Linked DNA regions of Homo sapiens: region 2 is linked to region 1. Evidence: chromatin contacts called from ENCODE Hi-C or POLR2A ChIA-PET data. All regions are on one chromosome and are shown on one strand. Each heading gives the region's core, a stretch centred on a gene start or an enhancer-like site at or near the end of the contact. The rest is flanking DNA. Distances are from core to core; before and after follow the strand shown.

What was found. Hi-C counts contacts between places; a loop is a spot of excess contacts on that map. ChIA-PET counts read pairs that join two places held with the same protein, here RNA polymerase II (POLR2A). Pooled maps may share reads with other maps.
Region 2: a pooled map shows a loop between it and region 1 (7-fold over the local background). The contact joins the enhancer-like site here to the promoter of NDUFAB1 in region 1. A Hi-C loop is called at or near these places in 1 of 37 single-sample maps with no recorded cell type and 6 of 50 pooled maps. POLR2A ChIA-PET finds 5 or more read pairs at or near these places in 2 of 52 experiments (GM12878 and OCI-LY7).

Annotation. Positions count from the first base shown.
Region 1 is chr16:23,593,508-23,599,725 of GRCh38, forward strand. NDUFAB1 (NADH:ubiquinone oxidoreductase subunit AB1) reads right to left here and starts at 2,809. Exons shown (of 5, transcript NM_005003.3): 1 at 2,616-2,809. The coding sequence starts at 2,783. RefSeq lists silencers at 545-721, 2,467-2,556.
Region 2 is chr16:23,723,387-23,730,228 of GRCh38, forward strand. No RefSeq gene overlaps it. Among named protein-coding and RNA genes, the nearest start is that of ERN2, 14 kb to the left of the region's middle. RefSeq lists an enhancer at 5,815-6,746. Within about 2 kb of position 4,590, at least 2 of the 41 ENCODE cell types and tissues checked have a DNase peak (open chromatin) inside an H3K27ac peak, as active enhancers do.

The DNA.
Region 1 (6,218 bases), core at 1,559-4,058:
CTTAGTCAAAACCACTTTGTAAATATAAATAAAATGGTTCCTCTGCTATATATGCAAGCCAAGCCGCCATAGTGGAACATTTCTGAGCTCCTTGCCATTCAAAGCATGGTCCAAGGAACACCCGCAGCAGGATCTTCTGGAAGCCCACTGGAGGTGGAAACTCTCTGGCCCCTTCCCAGAACTGAATCAGAATCTGTATTCCAGCCTAAGTGATCTGTATGTCCAATCAACTGAGAATCAATGCTGTAAGAACAAAGACAGTCACTTCACATTTTAGCCCAATGTTGAAATCAATCTTAGGAACCAGACACTCATCAATTCTAACTACTGCCTTTTTAACCCTTATTTATTTATTTATTTATTTATTTATTTATTTATTTATTTATTTATTGAGATGGAGTCTGGCTCTGTCGCCCAGGCTGGAGTGCAGTGGCACGATCTCGGCTCACTGAAAGCTCTGCCTCCCGGGTTCATGCCATTCTCCTGCCTCAGCCTCCCGAGTAGCTGGGACTACAGGCGCCCGCCACCACGCCCGGCTAATTATTTTGTATTTTTAGTAGAGACGGGGTTTCACCGTGTTAGCCAGGATGGTCTCCATCTCCTGACCTCGTGATCCGCCCGTCTCGGCCTCCCAAACTGCTGGGATTACAGGCGTGAGCCATCGCGCCTGGCCTTTAACCCTTAATTTCAAGGTGACACTTTTCACCTTTTGATACAGCCAACAGGGCAGTGCCCAATGAATGAATCCATTACACTGTCAGTGAACAGCAACACTGGCTTCACAAAAGAAACACTTGATGACTTCTAAAAATAGTCGCCTAGTACTCACTTCTAGATTCTGTCGATCTGGCACGGGCTGGCTGGCTTATTTAAGACGGTCTGCCTCCCAGACTGGAGTGCAGTGGCATCATCTCAGCTCCCTAAAACCTCTGCCTCCTGGGTTCAATCGATCCTCCCACCTCAGCCTCCTGAGTAGCTGGGACTACAGGCGCGTGCCACCACGCCCGGATAATTTTTTGTATGTTTAGTAGAGACGGGGTTTCACTGTGTTAGCCAGAATGGTCTCGATCGCCTGACCTCGTGATCCGCCCGCCTCGGCATCCCAAAGTGCTGGGATTACAGGCATAAGCCACCGCGCCCGGCCTAATTTCTGTATTTTTTGTAGAGACGGGGTTCCACCATGTTGCCTAGGAGGGTCTCAAACTCCTGGGCTCAAGCGATTCGCCCGCCTCGGCCTCCCAAAGTGCTGGGATTACAGGCGTGAGCCACCACGCCTGGCCAGACACACTTATTTTTCACACTAACATGCAGTCAAGGTTGAAACCACTATTACCTGAAGTCTATGACTTTGAAAAGGGGTTTCATAACTTGACCTTGGGAGTCTATCCTACCTTAAGACGGTTATTTTTATTCCCAACTGCACTTCAGAGTCATCTGGAGAACTTAGAAAACAACAAAAAAAAGGCAGGGCGCGGTGGTTCACGCCTGTAATCCCAGCACTTTGGGAGGCCGAGGCGGGTGGATTGCGAGGTCGGGAGTTCAAGACCAACCTGGCCAATATGATGAAACCCCGTCTCCACTAAAAATACAAAACTTAGCCGGGCATGGTGGCGGGCGCCTGTAGTCCCAAATACTCGGGGGGGCTGAGGGAGGAGAATTGCTTGAACCTGAGAGGCGGAGGTTGCCGTTAGCCGGAGGTTGCAGTGAGCTGAGATCACGCCACTGCATTACAGCCTGGGTGACAGAGCGAGACTCTGTCTCAAAAACAACAACAACAACACCGAAATCACTGCCTCCCGGCGTTTCAGCCTCACGCAGATTTCATCAGCTCAAGCTATATACTACAGGTACAGTCGTTCCTTGGTATTTGCGCAGATTGGTTCCAGGACCCCCGACTATACCCAAATCCCCGCACACTCACGTCCCGCAGTCAGCCTTGCAGAATCCGCTTATAGGAAGAGCCTGCCCTCCTTATACGCGGGGCGGCACATCCCGTAAATACTGGTCGCGTTTGGTTGAAAAAAAATCCGCATATAAGTGGACCCGCGCAATTCAAATCCTTATTGGTCAAAGGTCACTTGGCTTGTTTCCTAGAATTACTTCCAGGAGTCCTGGACACAGGCAGAAGGTGCTGCAGGGAAGAGTAAGGACAGAACTGCAGAGAGAAAACCGCTCTGGAGAAGGCTGTAGGCCAGTGTGGCTGCCTCTTTGCATGCTGCTTTCACTACAATACGGTGACCGCTATTTTGAGACCGTACGAGGTGCTCTAGCCGCATTAACTCATCTAATCCTCATTGCTACTCCGCAAGGTAGAGACCAGGATCCCAATTTTGCAGGTGAGTGTGAGCCAGGCTAGGAGACTTGTCCAAAGTTTCGGTAAGCGGCAGCCCAGCAGTGCTGGACTCGAGTCAGTGCTCTTGCTCGTTATTACGAGGTCACCCGGCCTCCCGTCAGGGGTCAACTAAACACCTTTAGGCAGCGGGGCTGCGGAGCGAGCCGGCTGCCCCCCGGGTCACCCCTGCCTGCAGCTGGCGCGCCCCGGATGCCCGGCCCCCACCCCCACCGGGCCCAATCCCTGACCCTTGCCAAGCGGCAGCAAAGTCACCACGAGTCACCTGCGCGAGCACTAAGGCCGGCTGCAAAGTCCCGAGCCTCGTCTGGGTCCCCGCGGAGCAGAGAGCGGTGCTGAGAGGCCGGGCCACGGCCAGCATCCGGACCCGGGGCAGCGGCGCAAAGGCCGCGGGCAGGCGGCTGACATAGGCTGAAAGGACACGAGACGCCATGGCTACGCCAACCCAGGATGCACTGCGCCGCCGCCTCCGGACCAGGGTTCCTTTCCGGCGGCGCGCAGGCGACGCACACGGCAGCGCTGTCGGGCACCGCCGGCGGTGGCGGCCCCTGGCGGCTCCTGGAGGCACTGCGCCCTCGGAGCCCATCCAGGTTCGGGGACGAACAACTGCTTGGTGTCACAACTAAACTGTGCAGACGTCGCCGTCTTTCCCTAAACGACACGGCACGAGAAACCTACTTTCATTTTTTATCTGAAAGTTCTGAAATACATCTGTTTAAACGTTTGGGGCCGGGTGCGGTGGCTGACGCCTTTAATCCTAGCACTTTGGGAGGCCAAGGTGGCAGGACTGTTTGAGCTCAGGAGTTCAAGACCAACCTGGCCAACACGGCAAGACTCCGTCTCTATTACAAAAAAGATTAAAAGAAAAAAAGGACAAAGTTTTGATTCCACAATTCTTCCACAAGTATTAACATTTATTGAATAGGTAAAAAAATATATATAATAATGTGAAAAAATAATCAATTTCAATACCTAAGACTAATAAATGTGAGAATTACGATTAAAACAATATACATGTTTTAAAACTTGACAGTGTATAATATAGCTGTCAGGTCCACGACTATGCCAACTGTCATGCCCACAGCCAGGTTCCAGCCCATATCGAGGTCTGAGGGGAGTGGGTGGATGAACAGATAGCTGAAAGAACACTCAGGGGACGGTAGGCAGGTGAAAGATGATTTTATTCAGCAGCAGCTCTCATCAGCAGCTTACTTACACTAGTTCTCTCACACTGTCTGCCTTGTCTCAGCTGCTTAGTCCCATGGCTCCCCCACACAACTGCGAGGCTGGCTCTCCCTTGCCTTCAGGGTCAGCAGCTTAACTCTCTCTCAGCTGTGATCTGGCTCCCCCTGTCTGTCTGCAAAGACTGACAGCTCTGGCTCTCTCTTTCTCTGGGCACGAACGCCTGTACAGTATCAGCAGGGCAATTATACCTTTTACAGAAAATAGTGGCTTAGAGCCAAGTGATGACCTTCCCATGTTATGCCTACATGGCTGTGATAACAAGTGGAGTTATACGCCTCTGTCTAAACTTGCTGAGTCACGCAGGATGTAAACATCTTACCTTGGCCTATCCTTGACCAAAGCACAGCCATGTTCCTTACAATAGCTAACAAAAATAGGTAAGCGAGGGAGGAGTTTAAGAAGGCTAATTCCTATTTCTAAGCAGGGAGCTAAAGGATATTGACTGAAATGGAAACACACGGGATAATGACTCCAAATTCTGAAATCTGCCTGAATGAATGATCCAATAATGTCACCAGTTTTACCTCAATTTCTTTTTATTTTTGTTAAATCCAAGTAAAATAAAATGTAATGGTATGCTGCCAGGCGCGGTGGCTCATACCTGTAATCCCAGCACTTTGGGAGGCCAAGGTGGGTGGATCACGAGGTCAAGAGATCGAGACAATCCTGGTCAACATGGTGAAACCCCATTTCTACTAAAAATACAAAAATTAGTTGGGTGTGGTGGTGCGCGCCTGTAGTCCCAGATACTCAGGAGGCTGAGGCAGGAGAATCGCTTGAACTTGGGAGGCAGAGGTTGCAGTGAGCCGAGATTGCGCCACTGCACTCCAGGCTGGCAAAAGAGCAAGACTCCATCTCAAAAAAAAAAAACGAAAACAAAAAAAACATAGTTTCATCCCACTGTTGTAAAATAATTTCTATTTATTATAGCATTCCTTTAAAACTCGAGTGTCTGGGGGCCAGGCATGGTGGGTCAAACCTGTAATCCCAGCATTTTGGGAGGCTGAGGCAGGTGGATCACCTGATGTCAGGAGTTTGAGACCAACCTGGACAACATGGTGAAACCCCGTCTCTACTAAAAATACAAAAATTAGCTGGGTGTGGTGGCAGGTGACTGTAATCCCAGCTACTCAGGAGGCAGGAAGCTGAGACAGGAGAATTGCTTGAACCCGGGAGGTAGAGGTTGCAGGGAGCTGAGATCGCGCCATTGCACTCTAGCCTGGGCAACAAGAGTGAAGCTCCATCTCAAAAAAGTCTCAAAAAAAAATTGAGTATCTGTTACGTACTAATTGTTGAGGCTGCAACTGTGAGCAAGCCAGACAGGCAAGCCTGGTTCAGTGGCTCACCTCCGTAATCCCAGCACTTTGGGAGGCCAAGGGAGGTGGATCGCTTGAGCCCAGGAGTTTGAGATCAACCTAGGCAACACAGGGAGACCTTGTCTCCATAAAAAATTTAAAAAATTAGCCAGGCATGGTGATGCATGTCTGTGGTCCCAGCTGCTTGGGAAGCTGAGGTGGGAGGACCAATTGAGCCCAGGAGGTCAAGGCTGCAGTGAGCTATGATCACACCACTACACTCCAGCCTGGGCAACAGAGTGAGACTCTGTTTCCCAAAAAAATGTAGCTCTTAGCTTAGGAAGAACCTAATCCTACTAAGTTCACAATTGGGGCCATCTCTTCCCATGACCTATCTAGTCTTTCAGTGTTACACGTATGTATGTATATATGTATGTATGTATGTATTTATAGAGATGGGGTTTCACCGTGTTAGCCAGGGTGGTCTCAAACTCCTGACCTCATGATCTGCCCGCCTCGGCCTCCCAAAGTGCTGGGATTACAGGCGTGAGCCACTGCACCCGGCCTCAGTGTTACATTTAATCCTTTTGGTAAAACATAACAAATCATCTCTTATTTAAATAATTTGGGAGAGCTACTTTTCCCTTCAGCAAACAAATAAAGACAAAATATCAGCCTACATGGCCTGTAGGGTAAAAGTCCCAATATTAAGATCACATCCTTAGCAGATGAGGAAGAGTTAAAAGACAACACCGGTGCTTTTCAGTAACATTCCCATCAAAGGATGGATAAGCATAAAAGCTGTCAGCTTCCCAGCACAAACTATCCCACCAACCCACCATGATCGCTCCCTCTGCCAGCCCATTTGCACGGTAGTCTCATCCCCTCTTATTCCCAATGGGACCTTATACCACCAGTTAGCTCTTCTTCCCTACATCTCAAAGGTCTCTCTTCTGGCTCTTTCTCCTGAACCCATAAACACATCAAAGTTCCTCTTAGCCTAAAAACAAAGTAAGAGGACCCTCCGCTGACCCTTTATAGATCTCTAATACCATTCCTCCTACCTTTCATAGACAAGCTGTTACATGTGGGGAAAAGCAAGAGAGATCAGATTGTTACTGTGTCTGTGTAGAAAGAAGTAGACATAGGAGACTCCATTTTGTTATGTACTAAGAAAAATTCTTCTGCCTTGAGATTCTGTGACCTTACCCCCAACCCCGTGCTCTCTGAAACATGTGCTGTGTCAACTCAGAGTTGAATGGATTAAGGGCGGTGCAAGATGTGCTTTGTTAAACAGATGCTTGAAGGCAGCATGCTCCTTAAGAGTC
Region 2 (6,842 bases), core at 3,340-5,839, 130 kb after region 1:
GAACATGCAGTATTTGGTTTTCTGTTGCCGTGTTAGTTTGCTAAGGATAATGGCCTCCAGCTCCATCCATGTCCCTGCAAAGGACATGATCTTGTTCTTTTTTATGGCTGCACCATTGTAGTGTTGATGGGCATTAGTTTTTTTCCCCACCAGTTTTTGGCTTTTATGACTAGTTCTATGAATATTCTTGTACTATTTTATTTTATATTTTATTTTTAGAGATAAAGTCTCATTCTGTCACCCAGGCTGAAGTGCGGCAGGTCGATCATAGCTCACTGCAGCCTCCAACTCCTGGGCTCAAGTGATCCTCCTGCCTCAGCTTCCCAAACAGCTGGGACTACAGGTGCGTGCCACCACCATGCCTGGCTAATTATTTTATTGTTTTGTAGAGACAGAGGTCTCGCTATGTTGCCCAGGCTGGTCTCAAACTCCTGGCCTCAAGTGATCTTTCTGCTTCAGCCTCCTAAAGTGCTGGGATTACAGGCAGGAGCCACTGTGCCCGGCTGTACATGTCTGTACATGAACATATCTATGCATTTCTGTTGGGTATATACTTAGCAGCAAAATTTTTGGGTCATGGGAAATGTGTATGTTCTGCTTCAGAACATTTTGCCAAACAATTTTCTAAACTACCAGATTGCACTTGGTGGTGGTGGTGGGGAATTTCTTATGCAATATAGAAAATATAGAAGCTTTAAGAAAAAATGATACACATGATATATATAAAAATTTAAAACTTTAGAATAGACACCATAGACAAACATCAGATTAGAAAAAATATTGGCAACATGGAAGATAAGTAAAGGATTAACATCTATTATATACAAACTGTTCCTATAAATCGACAAGAAAAAGACAAACAACCAAAAAATATGCAAAGTCTATGAATAGGCTCTTACATAATATCAATTCCACACATGTGAAAATGTGCTCAAAATCACTAGCAGTCAGAGAAATGTAAAAACAAGATTAAAAAAGTAACAGCAAGTATATCACTTTATGCCCATAAATTTGCAAAAATTAAAAAGAAGTCTGCGGGAATAAAAGAATATTGAAAATTGCTGAAGCTGAGCCATGCGTTTTTGGAGGTTCATCATACTATTCTGTTTGCATTCAAAATGTTTGAAAATGTCCATAAGATAAAGAAAAGAAGAAAAAAATTAGCCGAGCTTGGTGGCGTGTGCCTGTAGTCCCAGCTACACAGGAGGCTGAAGCAGGAGGATCACTTGAATCCAGGAGTTTAAGGTTGCAGTGAGCTATGATTGCGTCACTACACTCCAGCCCGGACGACAGAGCAAGATATTGTCTAAAAAAAAATAAACAAATTAGTAAAAAGAACAAGAACAAGAAAAGGAAACCCAAACAAACAAAAAAGAAGGCTAAACCTATTGCAGTCAGAGAAGAGCACAGTCACACGTGGTACTAGTGGAAATGTAAATTGTTACAGACTTATTTGGTTATTTTGTTTTTGTTTTTTAAAAAATGTTTTGTAGAGATGGGGATCTTGCTATATTGTCCAGGCAAGAAACTCGAACTCCTGGCCTCAAGCAATACTCCTGCCTCAGCCAATACATAACTCCTTTGACCTGGAAACCCCACTCTCGGGGATAAAAATAAAAGCACCAGGTTTATAATGGTAGAAATATCAATGTGCTTACTGTAGCATTGTTCTTAGTGACAAACAAGTGGAAACAATGAAAGTATCCTTCAGTTGAGAAATAGCTGACTAAAGGCCATTGTGGATGGATCACTTGAGGCCAGGAGTTCGAGACCAGCCTGGCCAACATGCTGAAACCCTGTCGCTACTAAAACAAAAATCAAAACAAAATTAGCCAGGTGTGGTAGCGCACACCTGTAGTCTCAGCTATTTGGGAGGCTGAGGCAAGAATCACTTGAACCCGGAAGGCAGAAGTTGCAGTGAGCCGAGATTGCACTACTGCACTCCAGCCTGGGCAACAGAGTGAGATTCTGTCTCTAAATAAATAAATAAATAAGAAATAGTTGACTGAACTATATAACATCTGCAATTTGGAGTATTATGCAGCTATTAAAAATAATATATTAGAGGCCAGGCTCAGTGGCTCATGCCTGTAATCCCAGCACTTTGGGAGGCCAAGGTGGGCGGATCACCTGAGGTCAGGACTTCGAGACCAGCCTGGCCAATATGGTGAAACCCCGTCTCCACTAAAAATACAAAATTAGCCAGGTATGGTGGCTGGTGGCTGTAATCCCAGCTACTTGGGAGGCTGAGGCAGGAGAATTGCTTGAACCTGGGAGGCAGAAGTTGCAGTGAGCTGAGATCGTGCCACTGCAGTCCAGCCTGGGCAACAGAGTGAGATTCTGTCTCAAAAAGAATATATATATATATATATATATATATATATATATATATATATATACACACACACACACACACACACACACACACACACACACACACACACATATATATGAGGCTGGGCGTGGTGGCTCATGCCTATAATCCCAACACTTTGGGAGGCTGGGGAGAGAGGATTACTTGTGCCCAGGAGTTTGAGACCAGCCTAGGCAACACAGTGATACCCTGTCTCTACAAAAAATTTAAAAAATTAGCCAGGTGTGGTGGCATGCATCTGTGGTCCCAGTTACGTGGGAGGCTGAGGCAGGAGGATTGCTTGAGCCCAGGAGGTCAAGGCTGCAGTGAGCTGTGTTTGTGTTACTGCACTCCAGCCTGAGTGACAGAGCGAGTCCCTGTCTCAAAAAAAAAAAAAAAAATAGAGTTACAGTCATTGACTTGGAAGAATTTCTTTGAGTCACATTGAGAATTGCAAGATGAGAAAACAACCTTATAGGAACTTATTTTTGTAAAACTTTGCAATATGTTTGTAAGTTATTTTATATGAGCATGGAGAAAAATACAGAATGTAATATACTGGTTTGTTAACAGGGGTTTTGTGGTAGGCTGGAGGGAGTGTTATACTAATGAAGGAATAAAACCAGCAAAAAAGAAAGAAAAAAGCTACTAAAAAATAGAAAATACTCTCATTATGTATCCCATTTATATAAAGTTGGATGTATCTATGTGATATGCATGTATGCACTGATTTGCATATATGTCCTTGACCAAATGAAAGAGCTGTTTATATTATTATGCAGAAATGTTTTTTAAAAAACAACTTTGGGGACAGTGTCTCTCTCTGTCTCCCAGGCTCAAGTGTGCCCAGGCCGGTCTCGAGCTCCCAGCCTCAAGAAATCAGCAATCCTCCTGCCTCAGCCTCCCAAAGTGTTGGGATTACAGGCGTGAGCCACCACTCCTGGCCTGGAGCAGTTTTAATTCCCATGTTCACATACCCTGCCAGTTCTGCACATCATAAATTCAGTGGATTGGAATGTCTTTGGAAACAAAATGAGGGTCTTCCTTTTATCCTCCTCAAAAGAGTCACTGTTGCTGCACATATGTGATTTACTTAATTGCTAAGTAATTTTCAAGGAAGGTTTTCTTGTCTCCATTTCACAGATGAGCAAACTAAGTTTCATAGAGGTTAAGTAATTTGTCCAAGTTTACAAAGCTAGTAAGTGATGCGGCTGTGATTCAAACTTAGGTCTGTTGGACTCCTGAGTCTGCGAGCTTAATCTCTATGTTCTATTTCCTTCCTCCTATTTTCCCCTTGATGTTTTCCCATGGTTTGCTTCTTCTAGATCATGGTGGTGTGAACTAATGAGCCGATTAAGGTTTAGGCTTCAAATAAAGGAGCCATTGGTAAGCGGTCCTGTTGCCTGGGCAGAAACACTCCTTGGTGCTCATTTGGGCTATGCTAATGCACTGGCACGACACACTGGGTTTTTTGTTTTTTGTTTTTTTTTTTTTGAGACGGAGTTTCGCTCTTTTTGCCCAGACAGGAGTAGTGCAATGGCGCGATCTCGGCTCACTGCAACCTCCGCCTCCCGGGTTCAAGCGATTCTCCTGCCTCAGCCTCCCAAGTAGCTGGGATTACAGGAGCCCGCCACCACGCTCGGCCAATTTTTTTTGTATTTTTAGTAGAGACGGGGTTTTACCTTGTTGGCCGGGCTGGTCTTGAACCTCCTGACCTCATGATCCGCCCGCCTCGGCCTCCCAAAGTGCTGGGATTACAGGCGTGAGCCACTGCGCCTGGCCTGTTGTTTTTTTGAGACGGAGTTTCACTCTTGTTGCCCAGGCTGCAGTGCAATGGCGCGATCTCGGCTCACTGCAACCTCCGCCTCCCAAGTTCAAGCGATTCTTCTGCCTCAGCCTCCCGATACAGATGGCCGCCACCACGCCCGACTAATTTTTCTTTTTTTGTATTTTTAGTAGAGACGGGGTTTCACCATGTTAGCCAGGCTGGTCTTGAACTCCTGACCTCAGGTGATCCGCCCGCCTCGGCCTCCCAAAGTGCTGGGATTACAGGCATGAGCCACCGCTCCCGGCCCACACTGGGGTTTAAGGCCAAAGCTGGTCCCTTTATCTCCCCCAGGGAACCTCGTGGCCTCATATCTCCTCCAAGAGCTCACCCACGCACAGAGCTCAGTCATTTCACTTTCTCCTCCCAGCCCCGGGCATGAGTAACCATCTCCTTAACGTCGGAAGAAGGCCAGAAGTCCTGCGGGACTGGGTTTCAGAGGCGGAGTCCTGCAGATTTCTGTTTTGCCTCACGAGAGGCCTCTAATGGTAACATTTCAAACTGCAGGCTCATGATTCCATTGGAATGACAAAAGCAAGCCAAGGGTTCCAAGCTGTTGCAAGTATTGGTTACCCACGGAGAAGGGAGAGTGGGGAAGAAACAGGGTAGTAACTCGGCGGAGGCTTGAGGGAGGCTCCTGGGGGATCTAACTGCATTATGTTTCTTGATACAGATGCAGGGGGCATGAACACTTTATTGACTGATTGATTTAAAGACAGTTGCATTCTGCCGTCCAGACTGGAGTGCAGTGGCGCGATCTTGTCTTACTGCAACCTTCACCTCCCCGGTTCAAACGATCCTCCCATCTCAGCCTCCCAAGTCCAGTAGCTGGGACTACAGGCGCATGCCACCCTGTCCAGACATCATTAACAATTAACGTATACACACTTACAATTAAATACATTATATTAAAGACAAAAGTAATAAATACTCAAAATATATTTTCTAATTCTTTTACTGTTGCTTCTGAGCACACTTGGGATTCTTTCTATCTATGGTATCTGTATGGTGGAAATACTATTACTATGTAATGGTGGGTTACACAGAATCATATCCCAACTCCATTCCAGTGACATCACATTACCATTTTGGAATCAGTTATGGTGCAAGTATTTCTGCCGTGGAAGTCAGCAGATGCTACAAGTTGGGGCTTGATTTATATTTTGTTGACCCCCTAAACTTTTTTTTTTTTTTTTTTTTTGAGACAGGGTCTCACTCTGTCTCCCAGGCTGGAGTGCAGTGGCGCTATCTTGGCTCACTACAACCTCCGCCTCCTGGGTTCAAGCGATTCTCCTGCCTCAGCCTCCTGAGTAGCTGGAATTACAGGCATGCACCATTACGCCTGGCTAATTTTTGTATTTTCAGTAGAGACGGGGTTTCACCATGTTGGCCAGGCTGGTCTTGAATTCTTGACCTCAGGTGATCCTCCCGCCTCGGCCTCCCAAAGTGCTGGGATTACAGGCATGAGCCACCGCACCCGGCCGAAAATATTTTTTAGAAGTGTTGTGTCTGTTAATGACAAAAAATCAAGGAAATATTCTCCTTGTGTTTGAAATCTATTATCTGATTCAACAAAGAATTTCCTTTTGTCATTGAAAAATGAGTAAAGTTCCAAAAAAATCTTCTTTTCATTTTTCTCTTCCTAGTTGTTTATGTAAACAAAAATATCAACAAATATGCATGTCAGAGCTACACTTGCAGAGCCAGTTGTTAAAAGTCTACTAGTACATCATAAGTGATACTCAAATAAAAGGTTAAAAACCAATGAAGAAGCGGATACATGGATTTATGCCCTTATGGTAAAAATATGAGGGATTTCATACACAATGCTTTTGTTTAATTTTCTTAATAAAATATACAAACATTGAAAAGAAAACCTGGCTGGGTGTAGTGGATCATGCCTGTAATCCCAGCACTTTGGGAGGCTGAGGCAGGTGGACTGCTTGAGCCCAGGCATTCGAGACCAGCCTGGGCAACACAGTGAGACCTCCACTCTACAAAAAATCAAACCATGGTTCTACATGTCTGTGGTCTCACCTACTCGGGAGGCTAAGGCGGGAGGATTGCTTGAGCCCAGGCAGTCGAGGCTGCAGTGAGCTGTGATCACACCACTGCACACCAACTTGGGTGACAGAGATCTTGCCGCAAAAGAAAAGAAAAAGAAAACCTAATTACTAAAACAAGCAAAACCTTGCATCTCAGCCTCAAGCTTGCTGAGCAACCACCCCATTGAGCAGAATCTCTGCAGAGTCAAATAAGTTGCCTTGCGTAGTAGACACAGTGGGATCCCACCCCCATTTCCCAGCTGCAGTGAGTGTTGGCTGTTTACAGCCCATAGCCGTCTCCCTTCCTCAGAACATTGCCCTGGGATGATGCAAGCTGCCTCTCCTGGAAGCTACCCAATCCTGTGGTCCTCAGAAAAGCCCCGCCCCTGTTCTCCAGGAAGAACCTTTCTGCACTATAGCCTATGCCCTACAAACCCTCACTGATCAGACCAAGGCTAGACTTTTCCTGAGACCACATCTTTGCTCCATCTCTCTCCCTGCCTCACCCTGTTTCCCTTTTCTCCCTTATATTTGTTTCCAGAAGAAATAAATGAATAAACCCTATGCATCGGAAGCCCTATCTCAGGCTTTGCTTCCAGAGGAATCAAGCTAAAATACC